Linked DNA regions of Mus musculus: all the other regions are linked to region 2. A link is a loop called in an ENCODE intact Hi-C map of the cell type or tissue named here. Cell type or tissue: left cerebral cortex. All regions are shown on one strand.

Region 1 (8,000 bases), 240 kb before region 2:
GAAACAACACCCTTCTCAATAGTCACAAATAATATAAAATATCTTGGCGTGACTCTAACTAAGGAGGTGAAAGATCTGTATGATAAAAACTTCAAGTCTCTGAAGAAAGAAATTAAAGAAGATCTCAGAAGATGGAAAGATCTCCCATGCTCATGGATTGGCAGGATCAACAATGTAAAAATGGCTATCTTGCCAAAACCAATCTACAGATTCAATGCAATCCCCATCAAAATTCCAACTCAATTCTTCAACGAATTAGAAGGAGCAATTTGCAAATTCATCTGGAATAACAAAAAACCTAGGATAGCAAAAAGTCTTCTCAAGGATAAAAGAACCTCTGGTGGAATCACCATGCCTGACCTAAAGCTTTACTACAGAGCAATTGTGATAAAAACTGCATGGTACTGGTATAGAGACAGACAAGTAGACCAATGGAATAGAATTGAAGACCCAGAAATGAACCCACACACCTATGGTCACTTGATCTTTGACAAGGGAGCTAAAACCATCCAGTGGAAGAAAGACAGCATTTTCAACAATTGGTGCTGGCACAACTGGTTGTTGTCATGTAGAAGAATGTGAATCGATCCATACTTATCTCCTTGTACTAAGGTCAAATCTAAGTGGATCAAGGAACTTCACATAAAACCAGAGACACTGAAACTTATAGAGGAGAAAGTGAGGAAAAGCCTCGAAGATATGGGCACAGGGGAAAAATTCCTGAATAGAACAGCAATGGCTTGTGCTGTAAGATTGAGGATTGACAAATGGGACCTCATGAAACTACAAAGCTTCTGCAAGGCAAAAGACAGGTCAATAAGACAAAAAGGCCACCAACAGATTGGGAAAGGATCTTTACCTATCTTAAATCAGATAGGGGACTAATATCCAATATATATAAAGAACTCAAGAGGATGGACTCCAGAAAATCAAATAACCCCCTTAAAAGATGGGGCTCAGAGCTAAACAAAGAATTCTCACCCGAGGGATATCGAATGGCTGAGAAGCACCTGAAAAAAATGTTCAACATCCTTAATCATCAGAGAAATGCAAATCAAAACAACCCTGAGATTCTGTCTCACACCAGTCAGAATGGCTAAGATCAAAAATTCAGGTGACAGCATATGCTGGCGAGGATGTGGAGAAAGAGGAACACTCCTCCATTGTTGGTGGGATTGCAAGCTTGTACAACCACTCTGTAAATCAGTCTGGCGATTTCTGGAAATCAGTTCCTCAGAAAATTGGACATAGTATTACCGGAGGATCCTGCAAAACCTCTCATGGGCATATATCCAGAAGATGTCCCAACCAGTAAGAAGGACACATGCTCCACTATGTTCATAGCAGCCTTATTTATAATAGCCAGAAGCTGGAAAGAACCCAGATGCCCCTCAACAGAGGAATGGATACAAAAAATGTTGTACATTTACACAATGGAGTACTACTCGGCTATTAAAAAGAATGAATTTATGAAATTCCTAGGCAAATGGTTGGACCTGGAGGGCATCATCCTGAGTGAGGTAACACAATCACAAAAAAACTCAAATAATATGTACTCACTGATAAGTGGATATTAGCTCAGAAACTTAGTATAGTGAGATATAAGGTACAATTTGCAAAACACATGAAACTGAAGAAGAATTCGTTGTTTTTAATAACTTAGTAGTACACCATTGTGTGCAGAGCAGAGACTGAAGGAAAGGCCATCCAGAGACTGTCCTACCTGGGGATCCATCCCATTTACAGTCAACAAACACAGACACTGTTGTAGATGCCAAGAAGTACATGCTGACAGGAGCCTGATACAGCTGTCTTCTGAAAGGCTTTGCCAAAGCCTGACATATAATGAGGTGGATGCTCGCAGCCAACCATTGAACTGATCATGGGGCCCCCAATGGGGGAGCTAGAGAAAGGACTGAAGGAGCTGAAGGGGTTTGCAACCCCATAGAAAGAACAACGATATGAAGCAACCAGAGCTTCCAGGGTCTAAACCACCAACCAAGGAGAACACATGGAGGGACCCATGGCTTCAGCTGTATATATAGCAGCAGATGGCCTTGTCAGGCATCAATCAGAGAAGAGGCCCTTGGTCCTGTAAAGGCTTGACGCCCCAGTGTAAGGGAATTCAAGGGTGGGGAGGAGGGAGTGGGTGGGTGGGGGCACACCCTCATAAAATCAGGAGGAGGGGGAATGGGATAGAGGGTTTCTAGGGTGGTGGAAATCAGGAAAGGGGATAATATTTGAAATTTAAATAAAGAAAATATCTAAGAAAAAAATCCCCCATAAGCTATCCTCCCAATCTGCAATTGCAACACTTAGGAGACTGAGGCAGGAGGACTGCTGTAGACTACATGGTGAATCTAGACCAGTCTGGGCTATAGAGTAAGGTGTGTGTGTGTGTGTGTGTGTGTGTGTGTGTGTGTGTGTGTCACTGTAATTACATTAACATGTTTAAGAATAGCCTAGTTTTATTTTTAACTGATCTTCCATAAGGTAGAATAGTGTATCCTTTTGACTCTGCATTTTTCAGCTCTTGTTTTAGCTGAGTACATAAAAATATTTACTTAATGGGTTCAATTTAAACCCATAAGTGATTTTAAATTTAAGATAAAATTGAAGGCAATCTAAGCCAACATTGCTTTTATGTAAAATATAAACAGGTATAAGAATATATGGATAAAAATAAATATAATCCCTCAGCAGTAAAGAAAACACTAGCAGTGTTGCCAATACATGAGATTTTGTTTTGTTTTGTTTTTCTTTGTTTTGTTTTGTTTTTATCAAAATCATGTCTTTCCACTTGCTGATTTACAAAGTGATGCACGCAGGTCAGAGTCTCTCATTAGCTTCTCTGCTATAGTGCTCAGATTTTTACCTTCCCTCCTGTGATAGTTTGAGCAGATATGACCTCCATAGACTCATAGTCTCATATGGCCCATAAGAAATGGCACTATTAGGAGATATGAGCTTGTTCGCATAGTCGTGGCCTTGCTAGAGGAAGCATATCAGCGTGGAGATGGGCTTTGAGGTCTCAGATATGCTGAAGTTATGCTGAGTATGGCACACAGTCTCCCTCTGCTGCCCGAACATAAAGATGGACAACTCTCAGTTCCAGCACCATGTTTGTATGCATGCTGCCATGCTCCTGCCATGATGATAATGGACAATCTTTGAAACTGTAAGCCAGCCCCAGTTAAATGTTTTCCTTTATAAGAGCAGCCATGGTGATGATCTCTTTACAGCAATAGAAACCCTAACTAAGAAACACACCCATCTCACCCATTTCATGAAAATGTAGGCTTCCAACATCTACCAGTTCTTTGACATCTGGCTGCAGCAGCAGCACACGGCAAGCCTGTTGATACACAGCTCACTATGGCACCAGATTCAGGAGGATGGGCAAAGCCCACATCTATCCATCTCCAACAAAGCCTTGGGTTTTACTCATGACCCAAGAACAAGTGAGAAGCTGCTGATTTGTACAACAAAAGCCTACTGAGCTGAATATGTGGACATCTGCTGGTAGGCAGATCCCAAGTGCGTGGGAGTGGCCCACACACATCTTCAAGCATCTTCTATAAAGAAATGTTTTTGACTGAGTACATCACAGGCCTTCCTCTCTATGTGGACTGAATAAACTACAAGTGTTCTCTGTTGAACCAACAGAGAAAGGGATTGTGTATCTATACTGAATATGTTAATCTTTTCTTTGTTGCCTTCCCCCAAAATAACACAGTTTGAAAAGTATTTGCATAGTGTATGTATGGCATTAGGTATTATAACTACTACAAAGAAGACAAAATAAAGGCATATAAAATTTTATGTAAGGGACATGAGTATCTAAAAGTTTTGGTCTCTAAGAATCCTGAAATTAATTCTACACACTCGCCAAAGGATGTCTGTATTAATTAGCAAGAATGCAATAGTAGATTTGGAGCCTTCAGAGACTCTAAGTAAAAGGTCCCTTTCCGAACCCATGTAATTAATTTGTTTTATGAGTGTTGCAGCAGCCCATGACTACCTGCAGATGGCAGAATATCCTAGCATAATTGCCATCTTCTCCACTGACTCCACTTGTAGAATAATGAACAACCTGCGGTGGGGTTCTGGAAACCATGGTGCATTAAGAAACAGTAGTAGGAAACACTTTACAGGTCAACAGGTAAAATGTTCAAGAAGAGGAATGTTTCTAGCAACCCTGTCACTTACCTGACAGACCCTGAGAAAGCAATGTTTACAATAATGTTTATTGTTAACAGGAATTAAATATCTTATGCCAGATTATGTTTTAGTGCCTTTAGCTGAGTTCTGCCTCTGCTAGCATGCACACCAGCACTGAAATGTTAGTACTCACTCCTGCTAAGTAGAAATCTAGGGGTCAAATCCACTCCCCACTCCCACCTTGGAGTTCTGTTTAGACTCTGCTTTCATAACTTTCTACATATATCCATGTACATTGAAAGTGTCCCCTCCTACCCCTATGTCCATCTCCTCCCTTCTTGCTACCACCCCCCCATTCACTCCTGATGCTTTTTATAATTTTCAGTGGGTTTGATTCACATTCCTTTGTCATAGGAAAACACGTAGAATTAGAAGAGATTAATTCACATGTTTAAAAAGGCAAATCCTCTTAGCCACGCATGCTATGTCATGAGTTAAAATGTGGCCCTCAGAAGGACAGTTTAGTGACCTAATCTTGAGCACCCATCTTGATAAGCCCAAGATGACAGGATCTTTGCAAATGTAACTAAGATTCAAGATGAGGTCACCCTGCATTGTCAGTGCTGGAGTCTAGTGTCAGAGGTCCTTATGAGAAATACACACAAGAAGGACTAGCAGAAGAACAGGACATATTATGACAAACAGAGAGATGTAAGTTATGAAGGCAAGTAGATTCCTTGAAGTCTCCAAACCTGGATAAGGCAGGAGAGGGTTCTTCACTGGGGCCTTTGGAGAGAGAGAACCCAGCTAACCATGTGACTTGGATCTTGTGACATGAAATACTGAGTGAGCAAATTGCTGTTGTTAGAAGGCTCAGAGTTCAGGGTGACATATAATAATGGCCTTAGGAAATGAATCCATTTTGTGATTAAAAATGAAAGCTAAAGTTTAATGAGGACTTAGTGAGTGCTGGTCATGTCCTATGCACACACAATCTCAGTCTTCATGAACAGTGTTACTTCAGTCCTGTTAGTATCCCTATGATTAATAACAGTTTTACTTGTGTGTGTGTGTGCATGTGTGTGTGCATGTACGTGTGTGTGTGTGTGTGTGTGTGTGTGTGTGTGTGTGTGTGTGTGTGTGTGTGTTGCAGTACATGTGGAAGACTGAGGACAGTATGCAAGAGCCAGTGCTCTCCTGCCACAATGAGAGTCCTAGGAATCAAACTCAGATCATCAAGATTAGTGCTGAGCACCTTCAGTCTCACCTATGACCTCAACTCACCAGCCTAAGATCCCTATTTTTTCAAGCCAAAGCACTGAAATCTACAAAGGTCACACTGCTACCATTGTGGAGACTCAAGTCTATGTGTCCTTGACTCCAGTCTTTAATCTGTCTACTTCCTTGGAAGGCCTCTTGAAATATAACTAGAGTAAAGGATATTCCTGAGTTGTCATATGCCTGGGGCATACCTTTTTAGTGAAGGAAGAATTAACACAATCAGATGGAATTCTTGCTCTTAGCAATATTGCTTCAATGCATGAATCATACGATGACCTTATCAAGAAGGCTGAGGACATCACTTTGTACTAGAGTACTTCCTGAGCATGTATGAAATTCTGGGTCCCATCCCTGAGACCACAGGGAGAAAACAAAGATGACATAGAGAAAACAATAAAAACGTTCATAAAGTGTAGTACAATTTGCTTGGAAGAGCATGTTCAACCTCATAGTTATTTTTTCTTTTCAGATGTCAGGACAGTTTTTATGTAAGAAGTTTTCTTCTGGATTCTCCTTTGAAAACCATAAGATCAAGAATTGACAAATGGGACCTCATAAAATTGCAAAGCTTCTGTAAGGCAAAAGACACTGTCAATAAGACAAAAAGGCCACCAACAGATTGGGAAAGGATCTTTACCGATCCTAAATCAGATAGGGGACTAATATCCAATATATACAAAGAGCTCAAGAAGATGGATTCCAGAAATTCAAATAACCCTATTAAAAAATGGGGCACAGAGCTAAACAAAGAATTCTCACCTGATGAATACCGAATGGCTGAGAAGCACCTGAAAAAATGTTCAACATCCTTAACCATCAGGGAAATGCAAATCAAAACCCAGTCAGAATGTCTAAGATCAAAAATTCAGGTGACAGCAGATGCTGGCGAGGATGTGAATGCCACTGCACAGAGTGGTCGGTGTGTCCTGTTCATGCTAGGAGAAGGGGGAGAGCTAAGTAGTGTGGTTTAAGCACACAAAGGACAAGTCAGAACTACTTACACTTTCTCTTGAATGTGAAATAATGTTGAATTTCTGTCTCTCCCTCTCCCTCTCCCTCTCCCCCTCCCCCTCCCCTTCACCCTCTCCCCCTCCCCTTCTCCCTCTCCCCCTCCCCCTTCCCCTCCCTCTCTGTCTGTGTATATGTGTGTGTATGTGTACCTCCATGAAAGTATGTGTGCACATGGAGGCCAGAAGTGAATTGCAGGAGTGTTCAATTATGCTTTTAAGATAGTCTCTCTTACTGGGACACAGGACTCAGCAATTTTGCTAGACTGGTTATCTACTAGACTCAGGGTTTCTCCTGTCTTACCTCCCATACTCTGATTTTGCATGGGTCCTGAGATTCAAACCTAGGACCTTGTGCTTGCTCAGCAAGCACTTTGCCAACTGAGACATTCCCTCAACACCCACCTCTTCAGTGTCGTATTAAGACTTGCTTTTGAGGACAAGAATCTTGTGAAGCACTTGACTTCACCCTCATGTGATTGTCCTTCCATGGCAGGAACAAACAAACCTGGGAGAAATGGCTTGCCTAGATCATTCTCTTTCTTCTCACTAACTTCCAAGTGCCTGGTGTCTTTCTACAGTCTGGAGCTAAGTCACCAACATATGGGGCATCGTTTTTCTCTGAGTTCTTCTTCCTCCCCTTTTGCCAAAGGAGGGCAGTTTAATTCATGGCAGTTAGACCCATTAATTATGGTATTTCAACCTACGGTTCTGGAGGAGGTTTTAAATTACAGCTTATATGTACTGAGGGGCACATCATCAACAGTCACAGGAAAGACTCCCTTTACGCTGACCCTGCTACTGTCATTAAGGCTAGGGTTGTTTTGTAATTACACAAAATATATGTATAAGGAATCTGCACTACAGTAGAGGTTTTCTAAAAGCTATTAGAGTCTCATAATATGGTCAGATAGCCACACCTTGAGGACTGAGGTCATTCCTCCAATCCAACAATCCTGTGTATGAGACAAACACTAGACACAGGCTAAAAGAATTAAGCAATGGCCCTTGCTTCTCTGCAATTCAAAACTTATTTTCTGTCCAACATAATCCTGCTACAGAAGAAGACTTAACATTAAAATGCTTACCTGACCCCCAGTCTCCTGAAATACTCACTTGTTCTTAAACCAGCAAGGCATTTGCAATTACCTAGACCACTAACAACAACCTCAAAACTGGTTTGAGTGACCAGCCTCTGACCTAATTACTCACAGCTCAAGATGCTACAGGAAGAAGAAGAGAAGATGCAAAAAGTCTGTGCATCAGCACTGTCCGTCAGCTTCTCAACGGGGCTTATTTGGCTGCGATTGGAAATATCATAGTAGTCATTCATTTTGGCAAACCACGAATCTCTGCCTGTAGTCATGTTCTTACATGTCATTGGCTGTCTCCACAGGGTGAAGTCATCTGCTACATAATGGATTCTCAGACTCCTCCACACTTGTACTCAAGGTGGGAGGGCTAATAATGGCTCCTTGGGCACCCATTGATATCATGACACAAGCTAATAAGAATTGCAGGTCATCACTTAGCAATGATTCTTACATTAGG
Region 2 (8,000 bases):
AATGGTTCTTAATCTGGGGCAGCTTCTCCTCAAGAGACATTGGCAGTGACCTGGATGTCATATGTGGTGGGCGAGAGTGGTGGTCCTTTGTCACTGCATTTATGAGCATCTCCAAGAGATGTTGCTAACCATCCCAGAATACAGAAGGCAACCCCACAACAAAGGGTGGTCTGCAGGAGTGTGTCACTAGTGAGAAACAAATCAAAAGAAGAAGAAAAGAAAAGAAAAACTGATAATGCCCTGATTTCCACTTTTTCTTAATAGCTTTGTCTCTTGGTTCTCCTGTCCAATCCAGTGATAGAACAGCATGCATGTCCCTCCCCTCACCCTCACATTCCGGTAGGTTTATCTGGCTTGGTTTTTGCTGATTTCCAAGAATTTTAATACTAAAGTTAACTAATGGGGAGAGGCTTTCTGAAGATTTTGCCTTTGCCTGAAGGAGCAAACTGACAATAGGGGACAGTGTCTCTATAGTTTCAGCTCTGCCTCTTTCTTTACAGCCGGCCTTCATCCCCCAATCTGTCATCAGGGGCCACAGATGGGTGGAGAGACAGCTCTGAGCTGAAGTTTACATCTCAGGTAAGTGCTAATTTCCCATTTATGGTGTATTATGGAGTTTTCCCCGTGTTCCTCAAAACCAGTTTGGTTTGAAGATTATCACCTTGTTGACACTAGCTTGTCTATGAAACTGACAAGCCCACACACCTTGGTTGAAAGAAGCTGCCTCTTACCCACGGAGGGCTTAACAAATGCACCAGTGGAAGATTTTTCCCTGCTGGAGCTTATCTGAACAAAGGTCATGAATATTTCACATCACTTGGAATCCTCTAAAGAGAAATGCATTCATTGATTAAAGGCAATGAAACAAAAGTATCACGACTAGACACCAAATGCCACCCGTCAAGATTAAAGAACACCGTTGGGGGACCTCAACCATGCACTGAACAATCTGGTAGGCAACAGTTAGCAACAGTTTTGCAGTGGTCACTTCAGAACACTAATCCTTATGGACATCAAGGCAATTCTTTCCCTCCAATGAAGCAGTTCAATAGTGAAGGTCATGGGTCTTTAGCAGCCCTCTAAAGGACAGAAGTAAAAGTAATTAGACAAAATGAATGCTGTAATCCCATTTTCTTGGGTCCATACCAGACACAAAAATTCTTAGCTCTCCATTTCCAGATTCTCTAGAGAATCTGGCAGCAGATTCCGAATGAGAATTCCAGAACTTGACATTACTCTCACCAGTGTTTCTTAGGAATGTCTACAGCCTTGGGAGGTAGTAAAACAAAAACAAAAACTACCAAAGGCATGGGTAATGTTATGAACTTTCTACTTAGACTGGTATCCCACATTATGAACTTTCCACTTAGCCTGGTATCCCCCAAGTGGTGTTTCCACCCAGTGCCAGGCTTGCTACTGGGCTTGAAAAGCTTCTCTGGAGTAGAAGAGAAAGGTCCAGACGGCAAGGGTTTTTCCATCAAGCTAAAATCCAGGCTGTGTAGAGACCAGCAGCTTCTCCGTGGCTGGTAGGCTCTTTTAGCGCGGATACACACTCAAGCTCCTGGTGAACCATTGGTTCACAATCTGAAAGGACCCAAAATTCTCAAATAGCCTGTCTTTGATTCAGTTCAAAGAGCGATTCTTTGAACTGCTCCAGTGGGAAAATGGAGATAAAACAATAAGCATATAAATAAATAAATAAATAAATAAATAAATTAATTTAAGGAAAACAAAACAACAACAAAAACAAGCTGAAGGGATGTTGTTGGCAAGTTGGCTGGGGTAGGCGTTGCTACAGGGACTTGAAGTTTTAAACTCCTCCATCTCTTAAACCACCAGAGTCAAGGCTCCAGTAACGGGGCGGGGGTTGGGGGGGGGGTGGGGGCAATAGTTTTCAAGTGGAGCTAAAGTATGCTCTCGCAACATTGTAGCGCTGTTTTTTTTTTTTTTTGTTTGTTTGTTTTGTTTTTTGTTTTTTTTGTTTGTTTGTTTTGTTTTTTGTTTTTTGTTTTTTTTTTTTTAAGGGACCAGTTTAGAAACTGAGCAAAATGCTTGAGGTACTGTAGTGCCCTCTTTATAGAGGTGTAAGAATGGGATCCAGCCAACCACTCTGGCCTGTCCCATCCAGACAGCTGGAGGGGAGATCTGATTCCTGCAAATTCGCCTTCTGGTCCTGGAAACCTCTAGCTGCTAAACACTGCAGTTTGCAGATCTTCTGGTTGGGACCAAAGTTTCAGCCTGAGCGTCCAGCAGCCGCTGTAACTTTCCCCCGAGTGAAATAAATAAATAACGACCGTAAATACAGAGATAGCAGGGCCTTAGATATTTTTCACTCTAAAAGGCAGACACAGGAGAAAGAAGGAGGTGGGGAATGAAAAGTCCTGATGTGGCAGGAAACTTCTGTGGGCGAGAGCCACAGACGCAGCTCCAAACCGAGGGAGATGCTCTCTGCTGGCGTATTTTGTCTCTTAGAGAATCCTCCAAGAAAGCGGAGAGGAGACCCTAAGAGGGGGCCCATCTCCGGTCTCTGGCAGGTCTCCTTGCTTTGTGGTCAAACTCAGCCTCTTGTGCCTCGAGGCCCCCTCCCTATGGCCAAAAGAGGGTCGTGAGGCCCCAGAGGCAGGATGTTAGTGCGCTTGCGCTCGAGCCAATACGGCCGGAGGAGTCCTGTTCCTCGGGCATTTTCCGAGGAAGTCTGGAGCAATTAGGCTCAGTCCTGGGAGAGCGAGCTAGAGAGCGGGCGGCGTAGCCGGCGTGTCTGGGCCGCCTCGCAGGGAGGGAGGGAGGGGGCGGCCGGTCGCCCGGCGGCGACACCGGGCCCCGGCCGCCACCATGGGTTTCGAGTTGGATCGCTTCGACGGCGACGTGGACCCTGATCTGAAGTGCGCCTTGTGCCACAAGGTCCTGGAGGACCCGCTGACCACCCCGTGCGGCCACGTATTCTGCGCCGGCTGCGTGCTGCCCTGGGTAGTGCAGGAGGGCAGCTGCCCCGCGCGTTGTCGCGGTCGCCTATCGGCCAAGGAGCTCAACCACGTCCTGCCCCTCAAGCGTCTCATCCTCAAGTTGGACATCAAGTGCGCGCACGCGGCGCGGGGCTGCGGCCGGGTGGTCAAGTTGCAGGACTTGCCCGAGCACCTGGAGCGCTGCGACTTCGCGCCCGCGCGCTGCCGCCACGCGGGCTGCGGCCAGCTGCTGCTGCGACGCGACGTGGAGGCCCACATGCGCGACGCGTGCGACGCGCGGCCCGTGGGTCGCTGCCAGGAGGGCTGCGGGCTGCCGCTGACGCACGGCGAGCAGCGGGCGGGCGGCCACTGCTGCGCGCGGGCTCTGCGGGCGCACAACGGAGCGCTGCAGGCCCGCCTGGGCGCGCTGCACAAGGCGCTCAAGAAGGAGGCGCTGCGGGCCGGCAAGCGCGAGAAGTCGCTGGTGGCGCAGCTGGCCGCCGCGCAGCTCGAACTGCAGATGACCGCGCTGCGCTACCAGAAGAAGTTCACCGAGTACAGCGCGCGCCTCGACTCGCTCAGCCGCTGCGTGGCCGCGCCGCCAGGCGGCAAGGTAAGCAATCTCTCTTCTCTCTCCATCTCTGCCTCTCTCTCTCCCTCTCTCTCCCTTCCTCTCTCCACCCTCTTTAGCTGACCCAGAGTCCCACCCAGGTCCGTTGAATATAGGATGCCAGGGTCTTCCTGGGTGCATCTCCGGCCTCCTCTTGTTAGCAGCGCTTGCCAGCTGTATCACTCCGTGCGGGTTACTTAACTAATTCCAACTGAGAAACTGTGGTCCCAAAAGGCAGGACATATAGGGTGAATTGAAGCTACGGCAGTTTTGGGGGGCCAGAGTGTGTCTGCGAACACTAAAAGGAACTTACAACCAAGTGTAGGGTAGGAACAGAGAGCATGACTCCAGAGTCAGGGAGGTGTTGAGAGGCTTTGGCCTGCACACCAGCCTGAGACCCAGGAAGCTGCTCATCTTGGCTTAAGATCAGAGCCATGGTCTGTGTGGATGTGACACTCCATTGGGCGACCTGGAGTGTATCTGCTGCGATGCAAAGGGGGAAAGGTGGCAGCAGAGCCCTTATGGTGCAGCTTGAAAGGGATGCCAGGAGAGAGGCCCCGGTGTAAAGGCTGGATTCAAACATGCACTTTCCTGCCAACTCACTGGCTGCTGACCTTGAGCAAGTAGCTCAATCCCTCTCTAAAGTTGGAAACTATGGTTCCTAACAATTTAGAGCAGGAAAACACAGCCAGGCCCCATAGGAGAACTCATTTGGGCAGTCGAGAAAGAACCCAACGACCCACTTGCTCCAGTAACCGGAAAGTAATATTTAAGTGATAGCCTCCTTGAATTAAAACATCTCCACCTTTGGGTAACCAGCGGAGTGGCTTGTGGGTTAGGCTCCACAGGTGCCTCGGTTTACCTCGAGCCCGTCAGATGATGTTGTTTCCATCAAGGTGAGGCTGTAGAAAAACGGTCTGGCACAGTGCCAGGCTCAGAGTACCTGCAATTACCTTAAACCACTCCTGTACCATTCCCCTGCCCTTGCTGATCGGGAATTATGTCAGCCTCCCCTCCTGAGGTTCACCAGCTTCAGCGCTTCTCAGTCATTTCTCTCTCCCCTCTCCCCTCTCCCCTCTCCCCTCTCCCCTCTCCCCTCTCCCCCTCCCCCCTCCCCTCTCCCCCTCCCCATCTCCCCCTCCCCCTCTCTCCCTCTCTCCACTCCCTCTATCCCCCTCCCCTCTCCTCCCCTCCCTGTCTCTTTCTCCCCCCCCCCTCTTCCCCTTCCCTCCCCCCTCTCATAAAAAATATAGGTACAATGCTTACCATTTTGTACGTGGAGAAACTGTGGTTCCTGGAGGGACAATCGTCTGCTTAGGTCAGGGTTTTAAAGGTTCAGAGGTGGGTTTTGACCATACTTGTCTCTCTAGCATAGTGGTTTTCAACCTGTGGGTTGGGGTCTCGTATTAGATACCCAGCCCATCAGATATTTACAATTTGTAATGGTAACAAAATTATAGTTATGAAGTAGCAATAAAGTAATTTTATTTTATAGCCCAGAAACAGTTTCAACATAAGGAACTATATTAAAGGGTCACAGCATTAGGCCCTGCTCTTAACCACAATTATGCCCTGTCTCAGTTTAACCACTGGGACCTGTTATTCTCTATTTATTAAGGGCCACCAAGAGTGGTGTATGTGTGTGTGTGTGGGGGGGGGGGGTACTTTCCACTTCATCTAAATCTTATAGATGAGGGACCTGACCTGCCCAAATCCCAACAGTGGAACTCATGAGAAAAGCGTGGATTTAGGTTCTGCCTCCCGGAGAAGATAGGCTTTTACTAGACTTTGGCTCTATCTAGGCGTGGGCTGACATTTGGGGGCTTGGGAAGGCTTTGTTACTGGGAGTCTCTGTTGTCGGATACTCTGTAGCACATGTGTACTCCTCCTGGCTTCAACTTGCACCATGCCAGTCGACTTTATTCCAAATTCCAACAGTTCAAAATGTCTCCAGATATTGTCAAGTGTCCTCCAGGGAACTGCATTCCCTCACTCGAAAACCACTGGTTTGCCTGCAGGCAAGCGTGCCACATTTTCAACAGCTGGGTGCTTCTGCTGCCTGGCAAGGGGTGTGGACCCTGCTGCTGCCACTCTGGCTGCTGCTCCAGGTGGCCTGGCAGAGAGAGGGTCCCCCAGAGACTTGTGTCTGCTCTGTTCTCCCCACTTCCCCTCCCTTGCTCCTTCTTCCACGCCTGCATTCCGGGCCTGCAAGTTTCTACCCTTCACCCCCTTTCTGGCCCCTGGCCTGTCTGTCAGCTGCAGTCTCCACAGCTGGCCAGCTCTGGGCGAAGGGCAAATATTTACAGCTCGGAGGCTCACAGAGGACCGCACAGGCGCACAAGAGGCTGATGTGAGCTTGCAGTTCACCCAGACAGAGGGTTGAGCTTGCTTTTCAATCAGGCGCCAGGCTTTGGGCAAAGGCTTTCCCAAGTGTCTTTTGTTTATGCTGTCGTCTGGGCTTCCTGTGTCGTCTTAGGAGTGACGCTTATTTATAAATAAGCCATTCACTCCTTCTGAGTTCATACATCATTCACTGTTGAGATAGTTTATTATTTCTTCTTGCCTTTTTATTTTCTTTCTGGGATGTTTGAGTAAACTCTCTCTTAGAATCAAAAATATGATGCTTGAATAAAATTTGTGGATGTGTTTTGGAGCTCTGTTGGGTAAGTAGGGCAGAGAATCAGGGGTGTGAAGTTCAGGAACAAGATGTTGATTTTGAGAGACAGAAAAACTCCATCCTGAAGGTGGAGCCCTGCTCAGGACCTACAGGGACCTTTGCTCCAGGCTTGGGGACAATCAAGGATGTCCTGGTCCAAAAGCTGCCCTAGCTGGCTTCCTGGTCTTTAACCCTTACCCAGCCTCAGATGAGGTCTTAAGGAAGCTCGCTCCTCTTGTTCCCAAGTTAGCCCTCCTTGGGCTTTGCTGAGAGGGTCAGCTCTTCCTATCTATAGTCAGCTGCAACTCCTCCCATTAGGAGCTCTTTAAGGACTTGTGTATTTCGTTGGGCCAACTTTCTGTCCCTCCTAGGTTCTGTTTATTCTTTTCCAGAGGCAGAGGGATTTAAGTTGCCTGGAAACTCTCAGATACAAAACTTTTATTTCATATTTTTCTAAAACCCATTGTTTGCTTCTCCATTCTAAACTGAAGCATATAATGAAACTTGCTTCATAAATGATCTGACGTTCTTCATTTTGTCTTGATCCAGTTTTTTGACAACACCAGAGCACCCCAGATTTGACTATATTGGCCTGTGTGGCCTGCCCTGGTTGAAGTGTTTTTATTGCTTTTCCAGGCCCCTGGGGCTAGGAATCTTTGGAGAATGTGGTAAAACCCATTTATCACAGTCTCACCCACTAGCCAGTCTCAGGAACTGAGAGTTCTTGCACATGATAAGCAAGTATACTGCCACTGATATATATCAATTTTTTCCTCTGTGCAGTGTTGGTGATGGAGTCGGAGCCTTATAAATGTTGGGCGAGTCTTCAACCATTGAATTAATTTCCTACCCTTCAGATCATTGTCTAAATATTTAAAGATCAGGGATAATATTTTAAAGCTGACATCAACAGCAGTGGTCTAGGAAGATACCTCTGATTTGCCTGAGGCCACATCTCTTGGTAGAAGGCCTGACATGAGTGCCATACTTCAGTTAAAGAGACTTGCTTCCACCCTTGGTTTCCCACCCTGTCCTACCTACCCCTTTGTAAGAGCAAGGTTGAAGCCCTTGGTAACACTTCAGCATCATTGAGACACTTGAAGCCCATCCCTGTGCCCTTTGACCCTCTGCGTCCAGTCAGTCACAGAACCCTGGTTTACCTCTTAAACCTGTCTTGCACCTACCTATTTACTCTTCTCTTAGGTCATTCAGACAATCTTCTGTCTCAGGCAGAGGTTCTCAACTTCAGCACAGCCAACGTTTGCACTGGCTGACTCCTGTTGTGCCTGTGTTACTGACAAGTGGGTGTGGCCTGGGTAGCGCCATACCCTGACATCAGCACACCTTGGGGAGCAGCATTCCCTGAGCTGTGATAATCAGATCTACCTGCAGCCACTCCAGAATGAGGAACAAGACTGGCCTTTCTTTCAAACCACCCCCATCCCAGCATCATCTCCTGCCTGGACCAGCACGCGGTTCCTCCCCAAACCCTTTCATTTCACATAGTTCGTTACCTGTCACTAGCAATACCTTCTTACAAGTGTCAGTCATATCTCACTCTATTCTACTTCCTTTGCCTTGGACAGGAAAAGGCAGTCTAGCAAACTGCATCCAACTACATCCACCTGCTAGTGCTCTCCTTTCTCTTGTCTTGACTTCACTGAGTTTTGAGGGCTTTGTGGCTAAGCCTCCAGGCTCCTAACTAACTAGCCGTGGGCCTTCACACCTGCTTTTTTCTCTACCTGGGACGGTGTTTCCAATCATACTTCTCCTCAGCACTTACTCCTTTTCT
Region 3 (8,000 bases), 110 kb before region 2:
AGGTCTGAAAGGAATTAAGCATTTAAGTACCCCATAGTCCACTCTTCTTAAGTGCAGCTTTGCTCTGATTGAAATTCTACCAATCGGTTTGTGCCAAGTTCATTTTTCCTCCTGTAGCATGCATGTGTGATTGGGGCATTAATGAAGTTGTTTTTCTCTTCTGGCTTGGCAGGAGCCCATGTAAGGAAGGCTGGTTGGCAATCCTAAGTGCCCCGTAACTGTTAGAGAGGTAGGTGAGTGGATGACGTCTGCATATGAACATAGAGCACATTCCTCAAACAAATCTGTATCTTTCGTGATGTTATGATGAAATTCCTAAAAGTTTAGTTAGCCTCACAAAGTTAGTGTGCATTGTTGATATCAAGCTATAAAACACGGGATGAATAATACATAGCTACACAAACACATTAATATTAGCTGTACAATACCCAGGAGCTGTCCATACAAAAACTGTCTGCCAAAAGGTAGGCTCATATGCAGGGATCCATCCCATAATCAGCTTCCAAATGCTGACACCATTGCATACACTAGCAAGATTTTGCTGAAAGGACCCAGATATAGCTCTCTCTTGTGAGACTATGCCGGGGCCTAGCAAACACAGAAGTGGATGCTCACAGTCAGCTATTGGATGGGTCACACGGCCCCCAATGGAGGAGCTAGAGAAATTACCCAAGGAGCTAAAGGGAACTGCAACCCTATAGGTGGAACAACAATATGAACTAAGCAGTACCCGGGAGCTCTTGACTCTAGCTGCATATGTATCAAAAGATGGCCTAGTTGGCCATCACTGCAAAGAGAGGCCCATTGGACTTGCAAACTTTATATGCCCCAGTACAGGGGAACACCAGGGCCAAAAAGGGGGAGTGGGTGGGTAGGGGATTGGGGGGTTGGGTATGGGGACCTTTGGGATAGCATTGAAAATGTAAACGAGGAAAATACCTAATTTTAAAAAAAAAAAAAAAAAGGTAGGCTCAAAGCCATAATGTAAAAAAAAAAAAAAAAGCAGTTGGGACCCAGTCAGCTTGACTTTCTGAGTAAGAGCATCTCTAAGCAGAAGTCACCTCAGGGTGGCCATGAATGACACGGGACAGCCGGCCTGAGGATGACCACCAAGATTAGCTAGGTCAAGACATCAGGCAGCCCAAGCAGCCATGGCAGGCCCAGCAGATGCGGAGGCCTGATCGAGTGTCACCTCCCCTCATCTCCATCTGTTTGTTCGGCTGACCCCAGAGCTGGCCCCAGCTTTCTTTCAGGGCCCTCAGGCAGCTGGGACCTGAGGAAAATGAGTGTCATGAGAGGGTGTTTGGCAACTGTGTGTCTGATGTGTGCTCATAAGTCATGGCGGTGAGGCAGTGAGGTGTCAGCTTACCATTTCTGCATGCTTCCTCTCCACACAGCTCACCGTTGCCAGAGAGAGAGAGAGAGAGAGAGAGAGAGAGAGAGAGAGAGAGAGAGAGAGAGAGAGAGAGAGGAGGTGGGTGGTAGAAATCTCCACACCAGCTATTTAGGGAATGAAGTCTGTCTGCTCTGAGCCTTCACATCTTCCCTTATTCACCAGACTGAGAAAGGGGGGGAGGGTCTCGGTGGCCTCTGGACTATAAGTGCAAGCTTCAAACTAATCCTGGAATGTCTGACTCCTTGAATCCGAATAGCAGCTTGGCCAGTACCCAGCTATATGACCTCGGGGAAGTTGCTCAACTTCTGTGAACCTCAGTGTTCTCTTCTGGAAAATTATGCTGAAAACATTCAAAGATTTAATGGCATAATCTTATTGAGAGCCCGAGCACAGAGCCTACAGCGTAACAACATATCAGTATGACAACTGTTGCCGTTATTCAAATGTATACCCCAGAGACACTCATAGGCATGTCAGAGTTTTGCCCAGAGGATTTAGTATTCTTTAAGGAGAGAAAGGGTTGTGGTTTTTATTTGACATATAACTTTTGCCAAACTCCTGTAAAAAAAAAAAAAAAAAAAGAACCCAACCCAAATGGTGGGCCCGGAATGCCCACCTCTGGGTGCTCATACACCCATTGTCACACAGATGTCTACTGAAAATATCAAGTTCACAGCCTCATGAAAGAAGCAGGTAATAAGAAATCAAGATGAGGCTGAGGAGTCTTTGAGAAGACTACACACTGGATCTGGAAATTATCACTGAGATTCACAACTCATTTAATGCAGAGAACAACTGACCCTGTGATACCTAGTCCCAGCTGATATGTGTACTGTGTACAGCACAACCCCCACTCCTAAGGCTCCGGGAAGAGAGTAAAGTGGCGATAAAAAGGTGTGTGTGTGTGTGTGTGTGTGTGTGTGTGTGTGTGTGTGTGTGTGTGTGTGTTTGCGCGTGAACACGTGCACACACTTATCTGTCTGTCTGTGTTCATGTATGTGAACATGTGCCCATGAACATTTTCAGGGGCCAAATGTCAATATCAGGTATCTTCATTAATCACTTTCCACTTTATATTTTGAGACAAGTTCTCTCCCTGAACCTAGAGCTGGCCAATTCGACTGACCTTCCTCACCAGCAGCCTCCCTGGACCCTCCTCTCTCTGTCCCCCGAGCTCTGAGATGGCAAACATGCACCTCCAGCCCATCTCACTTTTATAGGAGTGCTGGGAATCAAAAATGTAGGTCCTCATGGCTGTGCCCCAAGTGCTTTACCAACTGAGCATCTCTTAGGCTCCATTTCTCTTTAGCTTCAATGTTAACTCTGATCGATTGCTAATGGCTGCCTAAAGTTGAAAAGAGCAATATACTTGGCAGTGTCCATCACAATCATGGGTACATGTCCATCGGTCACTAAGATGGCCTTCGGTTCTTTCTGAAGCTACCCATGGCCTTCATTAGAACTCCTCTCTCTTGAGCTCTCTATATGACACTGCTATGAGTTACTTTCTCCTTTTGAAGGAAGCACTCCCGTTCTCAGATGGAAAAAAGGCAAAACAGCCTTCTGCCACCAAAGATGTATCTCCTTTCAGCCTTCCTCTGATTCACTGTCTTGAATCTGGGTCATCTCTCCCCACCCACCAGCAACCTCAGCTGAAGTAGCTGCTCTCCATAGCACTTCAGCATTTCATATCCTCGGGACCTGCTTTCTTTCTAGTTCAGAATGTCTTTGGTGTTGGGGGTGGGAAAGGCAAACCTCTCCTCCAGCAATTTCTTCTTCTAATGTGTTTCCTCCCCCATGTCAAAGTCTGTTGGAAACACAGAAACCTCAGCTCGCTGGGGGTTAGCCACATATCTAAGTACATCCATCACTTCTTCCAACCCTGGTTTTTATCAAGATGAACTCCTCTGCCAGGGCACAAGAAGCATATCTCACCATGTAGCTGGCATGATCAATAGCACTGTGCCCTTTCATGGGCCACCGTAGGCATTTTGTTTTCCACACTGTAAGCCCTTCAGGATGTCTGCTTTGCAGCTGACGTGTTGGCAGAGCCTTCAGGCTCCTTTCTTAACTGCGGCTCGATCGGGTCCAGTTCAAGGAAAACTTATTGAGTAAAAACAAAATCTGTGCACAGCATGCTGCTGGCCGCAGGTTCTGCAGCAAAGGAAATTCCATTGCAGGGGAATGTCAGCCAGCCCCAGATGATCCAACTTTCTAGCCCTCTGCAAGCAGCCAGAAAGCTGAGCTGACACATGGATCCCAGCAAGCTCACTGCAGCAGGATAGACTGGCAGGATTTACCTCCTCAGCTTTTGCCTCAGTCAGAAAAAAAATTACCAGAACCATTCAGACTAAAGGAGAATGGTGAAAAGTGAAGAAGAGGGGGAGAAAGTGTCTTGTTTAAAATGTTGGTTCCCAGGCACTGACCAGCTCCTAAGAGGATCATCCCTGAGGGCAGATCCTGTGTGTGTGTGTGTGTGTGTGTGTGTGTGTGTGTGTGTGTGTGTGTTTTGTTTTATAAAAATATAAGGAGAAAAGGAATATGTTTCGTGGATGTTTAATCAGGTGTGGGGGAAGGGGATATCTCTGCAGGGGCCCATGCTGAGGCATCCCTTCCCCCTGAGGGACCAGCCACATGGTATAATATAGAATAGAGTTTATTCAGTGCATGGGGAAGGGAGTTGAGAGAGAAGTAGAGAGAGAGGATGGAGAGGGAGGGAGAGAGAGAGAGAGAGAGAGAGAGAGAGAGAGAGAGAGAGAGAGAGAGAGAGAGAGAGAAGAGGGGTAGCGGCCAGCCAAGAGCATGTAGAAAGAGAGAGCAGGGGGAATGGAGAGGGGGGAGCAGGAAGAAGAGGACAAAGCAAGAACAAGAAACCAAAAGAGAGAGAAGGGGGCAATCAGCCCCTTTTATAGTGAGCCAGGCATACCTGGCTGTTGCCATGTAACTGTGGGGAAGAACCTTGACAAAATGCCAACATTTTGTGTGTGTGTGTATGTGTGTGTGTGTGTGTGTGTGTCTGTCTGTCTGTCTGTCTGTCTGTCTATTTGTATGTCTATGTTTGTTTGTGTGTCTATACCTGTGTGTGTGTGTGTCTGTCTGTCTGTCTGTCTATTTGTATGTCTATGTCTGTCTGTGTGTCTATGCCTCTGTGTATGTGTCTGTGTGTGTGTGTCTGTCTGTCTGTCTATTTGTATGTCTATGTCTGTCTGTGTGTCTATGCCTCTCTCTGTGTGTGTCTGCATTTGTGTAGCAGAAGACGTGTTCCTCAAACACTATCTACCTTATTATTTTTTGACAGGGTCTCTCACTGGCCAAGTAGTTTAGTCTGGCTGGCCAGTGATCCCTTGTGATACCCTTGTATCTGCCTGCCCAGTTTTTGAATCATAAGCATGCACCATCATGCCTTGCTTTTATAACATGGGTTCTGGGAATCAAACTGAGGTTCATATTCTTATAAGATAAGCAGTTTACCAACTTAACCACCTTTCTAACTCACTAGGATTCTGATTTTCACATACACTGTGCATAGTCATGCTGGAGTTCCCATGTATGCACGGAACTCTGCAAAAAATCGGGCCTTCTTCCCAGATCAGTGAAGAAACATACCGCTCCACGTGGAACATATGAAGGGTTCAGAGCACTGATTTCCCAGAGGCAGGAAACGGTTTTAGCTCTGACCCAACCCATGACAGCTGTTTTGTGGAGTTCCTGTGGCCCACATGTAGGCTGTATACCATCTATTTTCTCTATCTAGTTTTATGTTCTAAGATGGACAAAGTTGGCAGCCACATCTGCTGATAAGAGGCAATGGGCAAAACAGGCTTCAACAATATTGGAAACAGCCCTGGTTTGAGTCTGAGAAGGTTCTGGACTGCTTCTGGCCATTGACTATTGCTTGCCTTAGTGAGTGTGATTTCTTGTAAATAATGAACTCTACAAAAATATCAGAGAGAAGAAAGAAAGGAAGAGGAGAGAACAGGAGGGAAGAATAAAATAGGAGAAGAGAAAAGTACAGGATTATAAATCAAGATCTTGGAAATATTTGAAATTTTGTTCATGGCCAATAACTCTACAGCATTCCCTCTTCCTTTGTCCTTTCAGATCCTCAGATCATTCTGCTGTCTATTATAGATGGCCCATTTATCCTAAAAGAAGCTGAGCTTGCTCCAGCACGAAGCATCAAACCCAAGGAGTCCAGTTGGCTGCCGTTCTAGTAACTTCAGTGTGTAGCATCTCCCAGTATTATACAGAGATGAAATGCAGAGATCAAATAATTTACAGATGGCATAAAATTATCCATAATTCCATAGTTATACAAAAGGTAACTTACAGTTGCATCTAATAAAATCACATGATTTTTAGCTAAAACACCTAGACACAGCTTTCCTCAAGTATATAATATGTTAATATAATATAATTCTGTCCATGAAACCAATGCACATTTTAAGCTGGAGAACTATGAGTATGTGCCAGTCCTAAGCACTATTCACACTGGGACTAGAGGTGGATCAAGAATCCAGGGCTCTACCTAGAGATGCCAGTGAGAACCCTCCCCAGACACTAAACCTTGGCTTGGATGATGTTCAAATAACCAGTGAGGAAGTAAACTCCCCCTGGATGAGAATACAGATACATTCTGACATATGTATGTTTTGTTTGTGACTCAGATACAACCAATACTATGCTCAGATTGTTTCGTTTGTTTAGTTTAGTTTAATTTTTTCTGAAATAGCAAACATTTCCTAGTAATGTTACAAGCAAGAATACAGTCTCCCCTTTTCTGGCTGCATCCTTGGAAAGAGCAGCGTGTGGTACTATTGCAAACAATGCTTTGTGTGTGTTTATGAAAATCATGGTCACAGAGTATAAACAGCTATATTTTCATCTGCAGCACATAGAAGAATGACAATTGAATGACTACCTGATCAGGAACACAGTTCAAAAACCCCTCCAAAGTTTAAGGTTACCATCTGATCCAACAGCTGTACTCCTGGACATGTGTGTTCAAGAGAGAGGTAATTGTATGCTTGTGTGAAATGTGCACATCAGTACCCCAAACAGCAATCCGGATAGCAAAAAGTGAAAGCAGTCTAGATGTTCATCAACTGATGGAGGAATTAAAATTATGATCTGTCTAGTAGCTGAGAAGATGGCACAGTAGGTAAAATCCTTGCCATCCATGCATGAAGAGCTATCTTCCACATAAAAAGCCAAACAAAGTGATATACACCGATAGTCTCGAAGCATAGCAAGGTAGAGACAGGAAGCTCCAGGTGCCTGCTCACTCCTCATTCTAGTCCAAGGTCCATTCTAGCCTGAGAAACAGAGAATGGCCCTGTTTCAAACACAGACGGTAGAACTAACTGTATCAAGAAAGACACGTGATCTAGATCTCTGGACTCTGCATGTTTACACACATGCAGATACACCCACAAGAACATGCACCCACACACATGAATAATATGTGCATATATAACACACACACACACACACACACACACACAAAGAGACAAACGCTTTAAATTGTAAAGTGAATGGTTATTGAAGACACTGATGCCAACTTGAACCTCTATTCATATATTCATTCATGTGCGCCCTGCACACATCTACACTAACGTACATCTACCATCCACCTGCAATACCACACACACACACACACACACACACACACACACACACACACACACACACACGAGGTTTTAATGTTTTGTTTATATATACAACAGAGTATCATCTGCAATGAAAAGCAATGGTACTTCTGAATGTTACAACAGAAGGAAGTTTGCCAATATCATGCTAAGTAAATGAAGCAAGTCACCAAAGATCATACAGTATTCCATTCCGTTTACATCCGATACCCAGAATAAAAAAGTCTAGGAACAGAAAGCAGAGAAATGGGTTGTTCCCTGGGCTAAGAGGTAGACAGTTAAATAAGTCAGTGCCTATTTGTTTGGTTTTTAGGAGGGGGATCAAAGAATTGTCCATGAAAATGTTCTAAAGTTGTGATACTGGTAATTATACAACTGAAGATATATTGAATTGCATCCTTTAAATGCATCTGTTCTTTAGTTTGTAAATTATAATTTGGCAAAATTGTTTTAAAAAAAGAAGTTCTTTAGATTAAAGGACAGTTCCTTACGGTATGAAATAATATTACTTTCTCCAAATAATTAGAACAATTTTAACTTTCTTGAGTGTTAATGCCATAGAGAAGGAGGAACCATTGATGTAGATTATTTAAATAAATCAATTCTGCCTTGAGTGATTGGTTCAGCAACTCAGCTGCAAGCCAGTCAGCAAGTACTTTTATATGACAATGGTCATGTAACTTGCTTTAGTGTTTGAGGGGTTGTCTTAGTTTGGCTTTTATAGTTGTGGAGAGACATTATGATCACAGCAACTTTTTTGTTGTTTTGTCTTTTGTTTTTTGTTTTTCGAGACAGAGTTTCTCTGAGCAGTTTTGGCTCTCCCGGAAATCACGCTGTAGACCAGGCTGGCCTCGAACTCAGAAATCCACCTGCCTCTGCCTCCCAAGTGCTGGGATTAAAGGCATGTGCCACCACTGCCCGGCCACAGCAACTCTTATAAAGGAAAATATGCAGTT

The links. Peaks named below come from ENCODE experiments on the same cell type or tissue, not always from the same donor. Only the 100,000 strongest peaks of a DNase experiment are listed, where the experiment ranks them.
Region 1: a loop joins it to region 2, with 4 times the contacts of the local background. A loop is called at or near these places in 10 of 42 quality-filtered maps.
Region 3: it touches region 2 in a loop (2.4-fold over the local background); 3 of 42 quality-filtered maps call a loop at or near these places.

Annotation. Positions count from the first base shown.
Region 1 is chr6:101,613,043-101,621,042 of GRCm38, reverse strand. No RefSeq gene overlaps it. Among named protein-coding and RNA genes, the nearest start is that of Gm34335, 98 kb to the right of the region's middle. In left cerebral cortex, CTCF peaks have their summits at 3,069 and 4,024 (motif pointing right); DNase peaks (open chromatin) are centred at 3,111, 3,526 and 4,064.
Region 2 is chr6:101,372,721-101,380,720 of GRCm38, reverse strand. It overlaps Pdzrn3 (PDZ domain containing RING finger 3), which reads left to right and starts at 2,824. Exons shown (of 10, transcript NM_018884.2): 1 at 2,824-3,555. The coding sequence starts at 2,833. In left cerebral cortex, a CTCF peak has its summit at 3,537; DNase peaks (open chromatin) are centred at 3,361, 3,941, 5,481, 5,869 and 3 more places; H3K4me3 peaks cover 4,139 bases; H3K27ac peaks cover 3,156 bases.
Region 3 is chr6:101,478,346-101,486,345 of GRCm38, reverse strand. No RefSeq gene overlaps it. Among named protein-coding and RNA genes, the nearest start is that of Gm34335, 37 kb to the left of the region's middle. In left cerebral cortex, no CTCF peak of the experiment used is centred here; DNase peaks (open chromatin) are centred at 3,069, 3,493, 3,587, 4,869 and 1 more place; H3K27ac peaks cover 2,650 bases.